2 separate regions of the Homo sapiens genome follow, and region 1 is linked to region 2. Evidence: read pairs that join two places in POLR2A ChIA-PET (ENCODE). Cell type or tissue: GM12878. All regions are shown on one strand.

What was found. ChIA-PET counts read pairs that join two places held together with the same protein. Peaks named below come from ENCODE experiments on the same cell type or tissue, not always from the same donor. Only the 100,000 strongest peaks of a DNase experiment are listed, where the experiment ranks them.
Region 1: POLR2A ChIA-PET joins it to region 2 with 6 read pairs; 1 of 35 experiments calls an interaction of 5 or more read pairs at or near these places.

The regions. Positions count from the first base shown.
Region 1 is chr9:20,205,029-20,213,028 of GRCh38, reverse strand. It overlaps a transcript of SLC24A2 not described here. Among named protein-coding and RNA genes, the nearest start is that of MIR4473, 200 kb to the left of the region's middle. In GM12878, no CTCF peak of the experiment used is centred here; DNase peaks (open chromatin) are centred at 3,388 and 3,972.
Region 2 is chr9:20,721,704-20,729,703 of GRCh38, reverse strand. The region is part of intron 4 of FOCAD (focadhesin); the gene reads right to left. Among named protein-coding and RNA genes, the nearest start is that of MIR491, 9.6 kb to the right of the region's middle. In GM12878, no CTCF peak of the experiment used is centred here; a DNase peak (open chromatin) is centred at 3,791; H3K4me3 peaks cover 631 bases.

The sequences.
Region 1 (8,000 bases), 520 kb after region 2:
CACACCCTCCGTCAGGCCTCAGCATGTGTTGTTCCCGTCCCTGTGTCTATGTGTTCACATTTTCAACTCCCACTTATAAGTGAGAACATGTTGTATTTGGTTTTCTGTTCCTGCATTGAATTGCTGAGGATATTAATTTTTTAAACGGTGTGGTCAATGAGATTGATAAAATTTCTGTTTTTTGAAAACATTTGTATTTCAGTATACATATATATTTTTATAAATATGTATATTTACACATATTTTATATACATACTTGTTTTGTTATTGTTTCATGGGAACCAAAAATATTATACATAGGCTACAATGTTTCAGAGATACATCTATAGATAGTTAGTAAATCACTCATACTTATTGTTATCTTTCAGCTCTCTTATTTCCTTATTTATCCCTGGCGTTATTGATCTTTCTAAAACAGAGAGGGTTCTGGTTTATTTACCAATTCTATAATATATATACATAGTATAGATGGACATATGCCTCCCGAGTAGCTGGGATTACAGGTGAGTGCCACCACGCCCTGCTAATTTTTGTATTTTTAGTAGAGATGGGGTTTTACCATGTTGGCCAGGCTGGTCTCAAACTCCTGACCTCAAGTGATCTGTCCGCTTTGGCTTCCCAAAGTGCTGGGATTACAGGCACAAGCCATCATGCCTGGCCCCAATCCTATTTTATTTCTGTCACTTTCATCTCGGATTTTAAATTTTTTTTTCCTTTGTATATTTGGAAGCAGGTAGTTTTTGGTATATAAAATTTCTTAACTCACATCTTTGTTATAAATTGAACCACTTATTGTGAAATTATACTTTTTGTCTTGTGCCTATTGTCTTGAATTTTCCTTTTTACTGATATTAATATTTTGATATCTATTTTGGGAAGATGCATTTAATATTTTTGTGTCTTTTTATCACTTGTCATAGACAATCACTGAATGTTTAAAATTTATTTTGAATTCTTTTGTAATAGGGAAGTTCAACCCATTTATTGATATTTGATTTTATTTCTGATATATTAATTATTTTCTTTAGGTTTCCTTGTTATTTCCAGTCCCTCCCCCACACATATAAACTATAATTTATTGGCTTTTATCTTCTATAGTGCTCTAGAAAGTTCATTTTCTATCTTAATTTTATTTCTTTTTAAGTAAAAAATTGTTCTTTGACCAATACCTCTTTAATTATTAAAGTAAAAAACAAACACAAACACAAATATTTTGAGACTCCTTATTTAAGACATATAGTTTAATAGCCTTATAATTTTTTATGTTCCCTTTCCTCGTTAACAATTTTTGAAAATATAAATTGGGGGTTTAGTTCTAGATTCTTGTTATTGTTGCTAAAATTATTATTTTACACCTTATTTCTAATCTTTTAAGAATAATGTTTGACAGTTTTTGTTTTTGCAACCATATTTAGTACAATTACTATAGATTTACATACATGTCTAGCTGATTTCAATACTCCAAGTCTCTAAGTTTTGCAATTAACATGTATTATTATTGTTATTATTCTTTTTTGAGATGGAGTCTCGCTCTTCTTGCCCAGGCTGGAGTGCAATGGTGTGATCTCAGCTCACGGCAACCTCTGCCTCCTGGGTTCAAGCAATTCTCCTGCCTCAGCCGCCCTAGTAGCTGGGATTACAGGCATGTGCCACCATACCCAGCTAATTTTGTATTTTTAGTAGAGATGGCTTTTCTTCATGTTGATCAGGCTGGTCTTGAACTCCTGACCTCAGGTGATTCACCTGCCTTGGCCTCTCAAAGTGCTAGGATTACAGGTGTGAGCCACCGCGCCCGGCCAGCATGTATTATTTTTATAATTACAAAAACAAACAGATATTTTCCAGAAGATAGGAAAGACTAGTGCTAACACCAATCAGGATAGCAAATGCTTATTCAAACTTTGTCTCTTTTTTTTTTGCCATTAGCTCCAGCAGCTGTTTATCTGATATATGTTTAATGGCAATAATAAAAAGATCTTTTTTCCTCTTCTTTCTAATGCCAAAGGCAGTCTTGTCCTTCTAAAACCTAAAGTTCTGCCTATTCCGGAACACAGTCTAGATCCAAAAGGTTTATATTGACTGTTCAGACTAAGGTAGACCTGAAGCGGGCAGCAACAGCAGTGGGATTGTGATGATAATCACATGTCAAATTTCTCTTCCTCTCCCCTCTCCTTGCTTACAAGCCCCATCCCTTGGCACCGTTCACGTGCACAAGAACCTTCTGTGGCCGGGCGCGGTGGCTCACACCTGTAATCCCAGCACTATGGGAGGCTGAGGCCAGTGGATCATGAGGTCAGGAGATCCAGACCATCCTGGCTAATACGGTGAAACCCCGTCTCTACTAAAAATACAGAAAAAAAAAAAAAAAAAAAAAAAAAAAAAAAAAAAAAAGCCGGGCGTTGTGGCGGGCGCCTGTAGTCCCAGCTACTCGGGAGGCTGAGGCAGGAGAATGGCGTGAACCCGGGAGGCGGAGCTTGCAGTGAGCCGAGATCGCGCCACTACACTCCAGCCTGGGCGACAGAGCGAGATCTGTCTCAAAAAAAAACAAAAACAAAACCTTCTGCCTTCTGCATGATGATTTTGTCCATCTTTTCTTCTCCCTTTAAATGCTATTTAGCCAAATGTTTGTCTTTTGTCACTGCTTTCTACCACCTGACACATTTTATTTTATTATTTAAGAGCCATTTGCTTACTGTCAGAAATTACTTTTCTAGTTACCAGCACTTGCTTTAAATGTATGTGATGTTAGTTTAAGCTGTAACTCTGGGAGGCCACCTGCTTCTCTGCCATCCTGCCAGGTGCTGGGTCTGGGTGTGTAGGTGCGGGTGTTAAACCTGTCCCCCAAAGAAAACCACAGCAGGTCTTTTATCCCTTTTAAAGCCCACCACAGTGGGCTTGTTCATCCTGTGTGAATGTAAACTTCAGAGAACTTGGTTCGTGGAATTCAGGAAGAAATAACACTTGCTAGAAACCCCTGACAATGAACTCTTCACAAGACCCCTTCAATTAAGCTGTCTGCAGGTTTTAAAAAGTGTTTCAAGGTTCTAACTACTTTCTTTCACTTGAGGTATTGAGAGATACCTATGAAAGGCCTTATGATCAAGGTCAAGAAGGATGGTGTTATTCTAGTTATTTCATATTTCAGGCGTACTTAAACCAAATGTATACTTTTGAAAGTCTTTCTTATTTTTTACCAAGCACAATCTTGATGTGGTTTCTATTGATTCCTGTTCCACTGTGGATTAGGTAAGAAAGAGCCACTTTTCTTTCATGGACACATTTGACTTTGAGGGGGTTTGTGGTCGGAAAAATATCAAAGTCTGTGATTACTTCATGCTTTACCCAGTCTTAGGGTGAGTGTGGCTGGCGTTTGGTTTCAAGGCGTTGCTGGATGTTAAATGAGGACTTGTGAAAGCTCTCAGGTCTGAATGGGGATTCAAGAGCCCCCAGTCTGGGGGTGTTGGTGAGTGACAGGATGAGAGAACTGCTATTCTCAAAACTGCAGTGTCTGTTCAGAGTAGTAAAGGAAGCAGTTGGCAAATTCGGGGAAGAGAGCTTGTTTAGCACTGTGTTTCAGATTTTAATAGAGAGGGGTTTCTTAGAATATTTTTACAGGACACAGAGGTTATGAGCAATAAGGAAGGGAAATAAAAAACCAAGTAGTTTTCTTGCATGGCTGTTTGGCTAGAATTTCATAAAATGAATGTTATCTGCAAGAAGACTAAAAACAGGGTGATTCATTACAGAAACTGTGTCCTTAACATGCTAATCAAGTAGTTACATATGGGAATAAAACAGTCAGTTAAGCTGGTCTTGAAGCCTGACTGATTTGAGACCTGGAAATGCTCTTGGCTGATTGACTGGTGTGAGCAATCATAATAGTAATAGGTAACATTTAATGAATGCTTTGCTAAGCCTTGAGTTACATCATCACATTTAATGCTCACAGCAGTCTATGAAACAGATACTACTTATGTCTCCATTTTACAGAGAGGGCATATGAGTGACAAGGTAAATAAGTTAACTGGGATCACAGAGCTAGTAAGCAGTTGAGCCGTAGTTTGAACTGAGGCACTGCACCTTAGTTACTCAACTAGATCCACGTTGCTGACTGGCCAGATCCACTTCCTTGCTCCCCATGTCCAACAAACCAGCTGAAGAAATCTACAGAGCTTTGTTAATATTCCTCCTGTTTCTGGAGGCAGCCATTAAGGAGGAGTAGGTCCCAGCTCCAGAACGGGTTTTCCCGTAACACGGTCATGACTCTCTTGAGTTATGTTTCAGCTTCTGGGCAGTAGCCTAGATGGGGGTCTATCTACTCGTTCTGGAAACAACCATAGCTGGGCTATTTTTTCCTTTATTTATGGGTCATGAGCACTGCCAGCAAATTTCTCTGAGGGGTGCATTTAAATATGCCACATTTGTATTACTGTATGTGTATGCTGGGTGAAACATTTATGATAAATCAAGGTTTTAGGTGCCCTATGGGAAAAGCACTGATGGAGAAATACATCTGAAGAAAACTTTTCTCTTAGCAGTAGTTACTTGAGGAAACAGTCTCCATTTATCTTTAGAGGCTTATGTGCAATGAATACAGACCACCCGGAATCATGGTTCTGCATATCAGAAGAGGAAAATGAAGCACTTAAGCTTAGCTCTGGGCTGCTTCAGCCTTCGCCGTGCTATGCGAGCCCCTCTCCCATTCCTCTAGCCCTTGCTCTCTCCAGTTTTCAAGCCTGGTAAAGCTGGCAAATGCCTGCTTTCCTGTGAAGACTTCTACCCCAGCCACGTTAACCTGCTTGGAATGCTCGTCTCAGCATTTTCCCTGTGGTTAACACCCACATGTGCCTACCCACCTGCACACATTTCCTAAGGGGTACCATTTCTGATCCCTTTTCCTTCCCTGATAATGATGTATCACTATTTTTCCTTCCCAATCTTGCTGACCATTTACACTTACATACTTACTTGTGTGATATTTGTTTAATGCCTGTCTCCTTTACAAGTCTTTAAGTCCATTGAAGGCAGAGGTTCTGTTTGTGTCTTGAATAAGTGTCTTGCTAGACATAGGTGTTCTAAATATTGAAGGAATGTGCTTCTCCTCTTTAATTATTAAAGTAAAAAATAAACACAAACTCTGTAGAAACTTGTGCATGTAGCTTGTTTATTATTTTCTGCCATTTATAGATCCCCCTCTCCCCCACTGGACCATAAGCTCACTGACATAAATATTTGTTATCCCCAGTGCCCATTGTAGTGGCTAACACATGTAAGTGTTCAATGAAAGTGAATGAAGTTGAATGGCCCTGGGTGACTTATACCTCAGATTTAACATCATGGATATAAAGCATTTCAGTTCAGTCTAACATTTAAAGCACCCATTAAGTGTCAGACTCTATGCATAGTACTAAGGATACAAAAAGGTGTGAGACAGTCTAGAAAGGAAGACAGATATAGAAAGATAATTATAGACAAATTGTTGCAGTGCAATGAAAAAGATATGGATAGAGTATTACAGGAGACAGTGAATAGAGTTGCCTCATTTCTTAGCCTAATTTTAATCTTAAAGGTTCAGAATTAGACCTGTATAGAGTGTGTGAGTGAATGAACTCTGAGTACTAAGGACAAAGATCAAGAGTGTGATTTAGTAGCAGTCTGATGCTGCTGAATCATGAGGCATGAGGCAAGGAGTAGTGGTCGTGAGGCTACAGGGGTAAGCCATAGATAAGCTTAAAAGGCATGTGAAAGAATTGTGATCTTTCCTTTATGTTTTTCTCTACAACCTGGTCATTGTAATTGCTGGAATTTTTCTTGGCTGTTTCAGAATGCAAGAAAATTTCAGATACTAAAGTCTGCATTATAGAATGAAAGAAAATTTCAGGTACTAAAGTTGAAAGATTCATTCATTCATTCCTATTTATTCCTTCAGTGAATGTTACTCAGTATTTACTAAATACTAGGTACTGAAGATGGTTACAGGTTCAATGAAAATTCAGTGTTTACCCTCAAGGAGTTTAATCATGTGAGGGGGGTAAATATGGAGTAAGTATAATGGCATAATGGCATAAGTCAACAGTTCTCAAATACTTTGGCCTTAGGACTTCTTTATTCATTGGAATATTATGAAGATCCGTAACCGCCCCCCCCAACTTAGTTTTTTTTTTATGAGGGTTATATATCATCAGTTTTTGTTATGTTAGAACTTAAAACAGAAATTTAAAAAAGATTTATTAATTAAAAGTAATAAAGCGGCCAGGCGAAGTGGCTCACGCCTGTAATCCCAGCACTTTGGGAGGCTGAGGCGAGCAGATCATGAGGCAGGAGTTCGAGACCAGCATGACCAACATGGTGAAACCCCGTCTCTACTAAAAATACAAAAATTAGCTGGGTGCAAGCCTGTAATCCCAGCTACTCAGGAGTCTGAGGCAGGAAAATCACTTGAACCTGGGAGGCAGAGGTTGCAGTGAGCCGAGATTGTGCCACTGCACTCCAGCCTGGGCGACAGAGCGAGACACCATCTCAAAATAATAATAATATAATAATAATAAACCAATTATGTATTAATGTAACTTTTTTTGGGAAAATTACTGCATCTTACCGTTATTTTTCTTTCACAAAAAAATTCATGAGAATAGTGCCATTGTTTTACATTTTTGCAAGTCTCTACGTCTGGCTTAATAGGTGTTGAATTCTCATATCTGCTTCTGCATTCACTCTCCTGTAATATGCTCTTTTGATTTAACTACATGTAGAAAATCCAGCCTGACACAGTTATGTAGTTAAAATGGGGAGATTATTTTAATATAGACTTTTCAGATAATTGTGTATATTCTTTGACATGATGCCAAAACTTGACAAGTGGTAGTTTCTTAAAAGTTAGTTGTAATGGGGAATCTAAAACCAATCAATAAACTTTTTATACTCTGTCACATAAAAATTTATTGGTCTATCTTATACTCTGAATGGATTTATTAACCAGACATGATTTTGTAACATTAGGTATTAGTCATTTGGAAAACATTGGTTCACCGAGTGAACCACAGATGCATTTCATTATAAAACATGAAGTCATGATATAAATACAGTATAAATATAATAACAATAAAAATCAGATAATTCATTAATATCATTGTCGACTTCATCAGAAGAGGCTTTAAGCACTGAGAAGCTGTCATGGTCATGGTGATGAGTTTTCCAAAATTCTAGCTTGTGCTTGAAAGTTTAACTTTCATAACTGATAGCAAATAGTGTCAGTTGTTTTCTTTAACATGTCAGTCTCACTTCGGTCATCTTCCAGAAAATATCTGCTAAATACCTAAATCTGAATAACCTGAGGTAAACGTTTTTTTGTTTGTTTTTTTTTTTTTTTTTTTTTTTTTAGATGGAGTCTCACTCTGTTACCCAGCCTGGAGTGCAGTGGTGTGATCTTGGCTCACTGCAAGCTCTGCCTCCTGGGTTCACACCAATCTCCTGCCTCAGCCTCCTGAGTAGCTAGGACTACAGGAGCCTGCCACCACGACTGGTTAATTTTTTTTTGTATTTTTAGTAGAGACGGTGTTTCACTGTATTAACCAGGATGGTCTCGATCTCCTGACCTTGTAATCCGCCTGCCTCGGCCTCCCAAAGTGCTGAGATTACAGGTGTAAACCATTGCGCCCGGCCTAACCTTAGTTTTTATGTAAGTCATTCTTTCACATAAAAGATGGCATTCCATGAAAAGATTGAGTAGTTCAGCTTGCAATTCAATCATGCAGATACTTTTCTTCAAGACATCCAGGAAAAAAAACCCATCATGCTTCAATAGGGAGAAATGCTTTGCGTGTACTCCCCATTTTCTCATACAGTTTTTTAAAAAGTGTGTTTATTAAGAATTCAACAAGTTATTTTGAACGTGGCAATGCTGTGAATTCTTTTACTGACTTTTCATCCTGCAGGCATTCAGCAATTCAACTGAAGGGTCGTGTTTAAAAAAAATTATACTTTTGGCTGGGTGCAGTGGC
Region 2 (8,000 bases):
AGAGGACTCCTCAGGAATAGCATTCCAGTCTCCTCTCTGTTTTGGAAATTACCACACCCTCTGCATTCATATGGTTACTGTATAAGTGATCCTAGCACACATATGCTCACACAATCAAGACACAGTGAGCAGAAAGTTAAATTGTGTCCCCCCAAAAGATACATCTAAATCCCAACCCCCAGTACCTATGAATGTGACCTTATATGGAAATAGGGTCTTTGTAGATATAATTAAATTAAGTATCTTGGGATGAGATCATCCTAGGTGGGTCGTAAATCCAATAACCGGTATCCTTATAGAGAAAGTACAGGGATACTGTATTGGAGACAAAGAGATATACAGGTAAGTCAGCCATGAGCATACAGAGGCAGAGACTGAAGTTACAAGGCCACAAGGCAAGGAATGTCAAAGGTTTCCATCAACCACCAGAAGCTAGTAGAAAGGCATAGAACAGATTCCCCCACAGAGCCTCCAGAAGGAATCAGTCCTGCTGACACCTTGGTTTTTGGCTGCAAGGCATCATGAAATCATGAAATAATAAATTTCTGTTGTCTTAAGCCACCAAGTTTATCATCTTGTGTTAGAGTAGCCCTAGAAAACTAACACTTGGCAGAGCTGACTGATCCAGCTCCAGGTCCCACCATTGGAAATCTGTAATTGTGGCCAGGAAATTCCAATCTCAGTCTGGCTGCCTCATATACAAGAGATGTTAAGCCAGGGGCAGGTGGTGCCCTGTGAACTAGGAGGCAGAGAAAGTCTGCAGGAAGAAAGAAGAACAAAACACACAGTTTATATCCCATTTGTTTCTGAGGCCTAGGTGCATATTTATTCTTGGGTCCTATGAGATACATACTCCTTTATCAAAAAAATTAATCCATTTTTGCTCATACTAGTTCAAGTGGATTTCTGTAACTGGTAGCCCAAAGAGACCTAATCCACACAGGAAACTGCTGCCAAAAGTCTACAATAAAGATCAGCTGGAATAAGTCCTTTCTTGGGCAGGTGCCAGGAAAAGATGAATTTACTCAAGAACCCTTAAAGAGAGCAAAGGAAACTTCAAAACTAAGCCACAAGCACAGTAGCAAGAGACAATGCAAAAAGGTGCCACAATTTTCACTAGGCATAAGAGCCAAGACCCACCTCTCATACAGACTAAGTATCCCTAATCAACAAATCCAAAATCCTAAATGCTCCAAAATCCTAAATTTTGTGAGCACTGATGTGACACCACAAGTTGAAAATTCCACACCTGAAGCCATGTGACAGGCTACAGACAAAATACAGTTAAAACTTTGTTTCATGCACAAAGTTATTTAAAATATTGTACAAAATTACCTTCAGGCTATCTGTATAAGGTGTACATGAAATATAAATGAATTTTGTGTTTAGACTTGGGTCTATCCAAGATATCTCTTTATATATATGCAAATATCCCAAAATCCAAAAAACATAAAATCTGAAACACTTCTGGTCCCAAGCATTTCAGACAGGGGATAGTTAGCCTATAATGAGAGGGAGTATGGGTCAATTATGACGTTGAAGATTCAAAAAAAATTTTTTTTTAATTTTTAGTCAAGCTCTACCAACTACACTAACTAGAAAACACTCAGGCAGACTGTTTTTGCTAGGTTAATATGGCATAATTACTACTGTGTATATGAATAACATGTATCAGATTCCCTTTGGGAATTATTTCATTACAACACTAAACACTGCTCACGTATGCTGGGTCTCTTTTTCAAAGACTACAAATAATGCTTGATTCTTTGCTTTCAAAATATACCAAACATGAGGTACAAGACTGTACCCATATTTGACCAGGGGTAGAATTAAAAGGGTTTGGGTTTGGGTTGAAGAGAATGACATAACATCCCAAGAGGGATGCATCCCTAGGTGTCATGGGAACAAATGTGGCCAAGTCCCTTTTTAACTGGAAAGGATTTCAGACCCCTGAACAAGATAATTCATCAGTCTTAAGCATAGTAAGTCATCAGCAAACAAGAGAATGATAAACACTAGAAAAATAATCAAATCATTGTCTAAATTCATTATAAAACTATATGAGAAAACTATAAAACTATATGAAAGAGATAAACAGAGACAAGAAGACACGGACAAAATAAACAGTTCTGAGAAATCCATGCTTAAATGAATGACCAAAAAAATGCTTCTTTAAAATAAAATCTAAGAGATGTAATGTTACTGAGCTTTTGCCTAACAAAGTTCTGTGCACTCATTTGTCTTCCATGTACCAAAAATGGCCTGATTTCTTCTGAAGCATTTTTCCATTATAAAAGTAACATGTGTTCAGTAGCCACTGTTCTTAAATCACCTAGAAACATCTTAGCATAAATACATGACTCTACAATGGAAGATTTTGTGACAAAGCCTTCAACCAGATCAACTAACTTAAAAAGAAATAGGGCAGAATGTGCTAGATCAGAAAAGTGGCTGGAACCACTTTTCTGATTAGGAACTGAAAGTTGAGAGAAATTCTGGGATTTTCAAGGGGGAAAAAAAAGGATTGGGGAACAAAAGGAAGGAGAACATCTAGAAACAAGCTAATAAGCTTAAAAGGAATATTTAAAAGACAAGATGGGAAACAGACATGGACTAGCAACTCTGTCACTCTCTACTAAAAGTTAAATAAGCCATAATATCAATATAAATATAAACCTTGAAACCACATCAAATTCAGATAGTAATGCTCTGACACCCCAGCTGCAGATTAAAATGTGCTGTCTTCCCTAAACCTTGGAGGAAACCTCATAAAGGCATCCTTCCTTGGTTCTTCTTCTCCTGCCAAATAAAATAAAGAGAAAGAAGCTAAATAATACAGAAAAGCTTCAATAATGTAACAAGATATGAATACAGTTGCTAGCCATTTCCTACATAACAAAGCAATTAAGTTTCCCAAGGAACAGGGTCATCAATAAAAGAGAAGACCCTGAGAGACAAGAATTTTCTCCATAAATCATCCTAAATCTTAACTCCAAATGATTCTCAGAATCATTTTTAACCACTGAACCTTCATCAGCCCATGATCAAAGACTCACTGAATCCAACAGCTTTACTTAGGACCCACTACAAGAATTTTTAATATCCTATGCTAAATTTCATTAAAAGGTAGACTTTAGAAGTCTCAGAAAATACACTTTAATACACTTTATATTCCCAAATACCTCGAATGCAGGTCCCTTCCCTGTCTGAGAGCACAAAAGGCATACAAATCAAGTGCTAGCCTGGTTTATCCAGAGTATAACCTTCTTACCAAGCACATTAAGACAAGAAATGGGGGAAGCAGTTGAGCTGAAATTACAGGCTGTCATGACACCTCAGTATCAAAACTGAATACCTGGTTCCGCAGGAGAGCAAGATTTTTTATTCACAATCCTGTTACTAAGCAACTGTAACAATGGTTGCATGAGCCTTCTAGAAGCCAGCACAGTTAAGGGGAAAAAAATTCTAAGGAAAGAAAAATGGTTTGGGACTCTATTCCAGGATACAGTCAATGTAAAGACAAAAACAAACAAAACCAAAAACAATCTAAACTCAAAACAATTCCTGAAAGGTGTACAAAACTATATGCTGCTATATATCTTTCACTTTATTTTCAGTTTCATTTCATTTCAAAATTCACATTCGACTGGTGATAATGATTTCCTTACTGTGTTTCTTTTGTGGTCCCCTTCTTTCCTTCACCCTCCCTAGGGAATAATTTTTTTTCAAATTTCCTTACTGATGAAAAGAACATTTTAGAGCTCTTAAATCCATTTCTTTGTTTACAGAAGCTATAAAAACGAGTTTACAATTGTTTCATGTTGCCTCAGCTTTGAACAGAGAACACTCTAGGACATGAAACTATTCCTTTGAAGAGAACAGTCTCTCAAGCACAGCCAGACCCTTTCCCAGCCACTCCCTGAAGTTTAGACAACCAGATCATTGCAAATGTCAAGTCTTTTTCAAAGTTAGACTATACAATGTAACCCGCTCTAAGCCACTGTTTCTCAAATTGTGGGCTTGGATTCAGGTGGGAGGCGGGCTTCCATACGTGTTCCAAAGGAATTTTATAGACTAGACTTACAAAGGATGAAGGAGCAAGTTATAAGGCTGGAAGAGATGGGCACATCTACTTTTCCTTCCATCTTTCTTTCACGCTTTCAAAATCTGCTCTAAATGCTGAAAAAATTCAATAAGCTACATTCTCTAAACATCTATTCTATAGAAGGCTGTTTCTCACTATTGGCTTTTTCTATCCACCCCCCTCTCTCTTTCTCAGTTCCTGAAGGATAGTAGGCTAGAAGATAAATAGGCAAGATGGAAAGATAAAATTTTAGAATCATTTTTCTAAAGCAAAGATAAGCAATCATGGTGTGTCTCAGTTCCCAAAGTGCCTTTAGATTCCAATAAACCTCTAATTAAAGAGAAGGCAGAGACAAGTAGAAATTTAAATAATGGAAACTGAAGACCCAAACTGTCTCACCCAAAGTCATTCCCTGCATTTTACTGATTGATTGAGTGATTGATTGATTGAGACGGAGTCTCACTCTGTTGTCCAGGCTGGAGTGCAGTAGTGCGATCTTGGCTCAATGCTACCTCTGCTTCCAGGTTCAAGCAATTCTCCTGCCTCAGCCTCCTGCGTAGCTGGGACTATAGGCATGTGTCACCAAGCCCAGCTAATTTTTTTTGTATTTTTAGTTAGAGACAGGGTTACACTTTGTTGGCCAAGCTGGTCTCCAACTCCTGACCTCAAGCGATGTACCTGCCTCAGCCTCCCAAAGTGCTGGGATTACGGGCATGAGCCACCACGCCTGGCCCATTCTTGCCTTTAAGTCCCAAAGACACAGATGGTTTTCTGTCTCAGAAGATTCCCTGAGGTTCATTTTGGAGGAGGAGGCTATTTGAGTGTCTTGTTTTTAATTAGCTTGTTTCTTAAAATGGATTCTCATTTTGTTGGGGTTTTTTTTTTGTAAACATAAACGGTACAAAGTATAGTCTTCGTATTCACTACACACCGCAAAGTTCTGCTACTTGAAATAAAGCAAATGAAGAAAATTACGTTTTCTGACATAAAAATAATTATTATATCCACTGGCAACAATAAGGAAAACTTAGCACTTATATATTTTATGATCAAATTGATTCAAAAATTAAATTGGTTAGCTTCAGCATCTATTCTGTCTATATCTCCCTGTGGATGACAATTTAGACAATATGAACATTCTCAGATAAGAAATCTTGTTTAAAATGTCCAGCATCCTTCCACTGTTAAAACTCCTATATTTGCTTATTATAAAATTCAAGGCTTTCTTCCACATGTTGGCCAAATAGCCAAAGAACCTTAAAAATTTATGGCCACCTATATGTATAAGATTAAGGACTGAAACACTATCTATTGTAAAAGATTAGAAATAATAGGAAATTGATAAATTATGGCTCATCCACACAATGGAATATTATGCAGCTAGAAAAAAAATAGAAAGCTGTTTATATATTTTATAGAATGAGTTCTGAAATGGTTTGGATGTTTGTCCCCTCCAAATCTTATGTTGACATATGATTCTAAATGTTGGAGATGAGGCCTGGTAGGGGGTGAATGAATTACGGGAGGCAGATCCCTTATGAATGATTTACTACCATCCCCTTGGTGACAAGTGAGTTCTTGCTCAGTTAGTTCACATGAGATCTGGTTATTTAAAAGAATCTTGGACCTCCCCCTCTCTCTCTTGCTCCTGGCTCTTGCCATGTGACATGCCTGCTCCCTCTTTGCCTTCCACCGTGACTGTAAGCTTCCTGAAGCCCTTGCCAGAAGCAGATACTGGCACCATGCTTCCTGTACAGCCTGTAGAACTGTAAGCCAAAATAAACCACTTTTCTTTATAAATTACCCAGCCTTAGGTATTTCTTTATAGCAATGCAAGAACAGCCTAATACAAGCTCCAAGATATATTTTTTCACTGAAAATGCAAACTAAAGAATACTATGTAATAGGCTACTATTTCTGTTTGTTAAGGAAGGAAAATATACATGTAAATACACATACATACAAATTTTCTATTATATATTACATAGAATATAATAAGACCTACTAACAGTTTGTCTTCCACAGGGGGGATAAAACACAGATACTGGGATAGGACAGAGGCTTTGCCTAAAATATCCAATGTGAATATATTATCTATTCAAAAAAACACACTACTTTTCTCTTTTGAGACCAAGTCTCGCTCTGTCACCCAGGCTGGAGTGCAGTGGTGCAATTTCAGCTTCAGCTCGCTGCAAGATCCGCCTCCCGGGTTCGAGTGATTCTCCTGCCTCAGCCTCCCGAGTAGCTGGGATTACAGGCATAAGTCACCACGCCCGGCTAATTTTTGTATTTTTAGTAGAGACAGGGTTTCACCATGTTGGCCAGGCTGGTCTCGAACTCCTGACCTCAAGTGATTCGCCTGCCTCGGCCTGCCGAAGTATTGGGATTACGGGCATGAGTCACCGCACCTCACCCAAAAAACACATTTTTAAATTTAAAAATAACCAAGGTTACCCACAAATTATAATATGCAGAGATGACAGGATAATTCACTATCTGCAAAGCTTATACTTTGCAATTTACAATAGGGAGGAAGAATTAATACTGATGTGTGAATGATACCTCACACCAGCATAATTTTCTAAGATTATCTTCTAGAATTAAAGGTATAATCTAACCTGCTCTAATTACACCTCAAATACACAGAAGATACTACATTGGCCCCATGAGCTGCTGATACTTTAACTTTTGAATATAAATAGTACAACTACACAATGCAATTACATTTTACATTTGCAGATTTTTAAGGCATTTGAAAATATGTGGGGTGGGGGGCAAAAAATACCATCCCTGCATTTCACAAATAAAAAAGGTAAGGTAAAATCTAGGTGGCTTGCACAAGATCAACCAATAAATGAGAAAACAAGAGACACATAAAAATCTTAACTTTTCAAAATTCTCCTCAAAACTACTTTTTTAATTGGTATACAATAGAATTATTCTAAAATTTTTGTGTTTATATGCGTGTATGTGAATGCGTGTAGAAACAGAAAGAGAGAAAGTAGTAAGTTTTCAGTCATGATCAAACCTTCACTTATTCAGAAATATCTGGGCATCTACTAAGTGTCAGAGAGAGTGCCAGATACCAAAATACAGGTTTAAAAATAACACACATAGGCACATACTGTGAAACAACAATTAGCGCAGCAGAGAAGTGGGAAGTGTCTGGACAGGAAAGAGGACATCTGAGCACAGCCTGAAAGGATAACAAAGATGATGTCAGACAGAGAAGGGGAAGGAGCATGCCATGCTGGTGTGGAACACACACAAGGGCTCAGGAAGACTGAAGAGTTGTGGATGTCTAGAGAAGAGGGTTCATGGGGGGAAACATAACTTGAACAGAAGGCTGGATCTAGTTTGGGAAGGGCTTTTCCTTTTGCAACCACAGACTGCAAAAGGAAAAGAAAAACCAAGCCAGGCATGCTGGCACACATTTGTAGTCCCAGCTACTTAGGAGGCTGAGGCGGGAGGACTACTTGAGCCCAGTAGTTTGAGGCTTGAGTGAGCTACAATAATGCCCAGGCAGCATAGCAAGACCCAGTCAGAAAGGAAACAGAGAAAGAAAGAGAGAAAGAGAGAGAGAGGGAGAAGGAAAGAAGGAAGGAAGGAAGGAAGGGAGGGAGGGAGGGAGGGAGGGAAGGAGGGGAGAAAAAAGAAGGGAGGGGAGGGGAAGGGAGAGGAAGGGGAGGGGAGAGGAAGGGGAAGGAAAAGGAAAGGGAGGGGAGGGGGAGGAAGGGGAGGGGAGGGGAAGGCAGGGCAGAACAGGGCAAAATTAAGACCAAGGTGCCAAAAAGACACAAAGAAATGATCTAAGGAAACAGGAAACGATTTATAAAGAAAGGTTAAAAGGCTAGGGGTTATTTAACCTAATCAACTTCAAGCCCAGGAATCTTTCCACAAATTTTTGTTGTTGTTG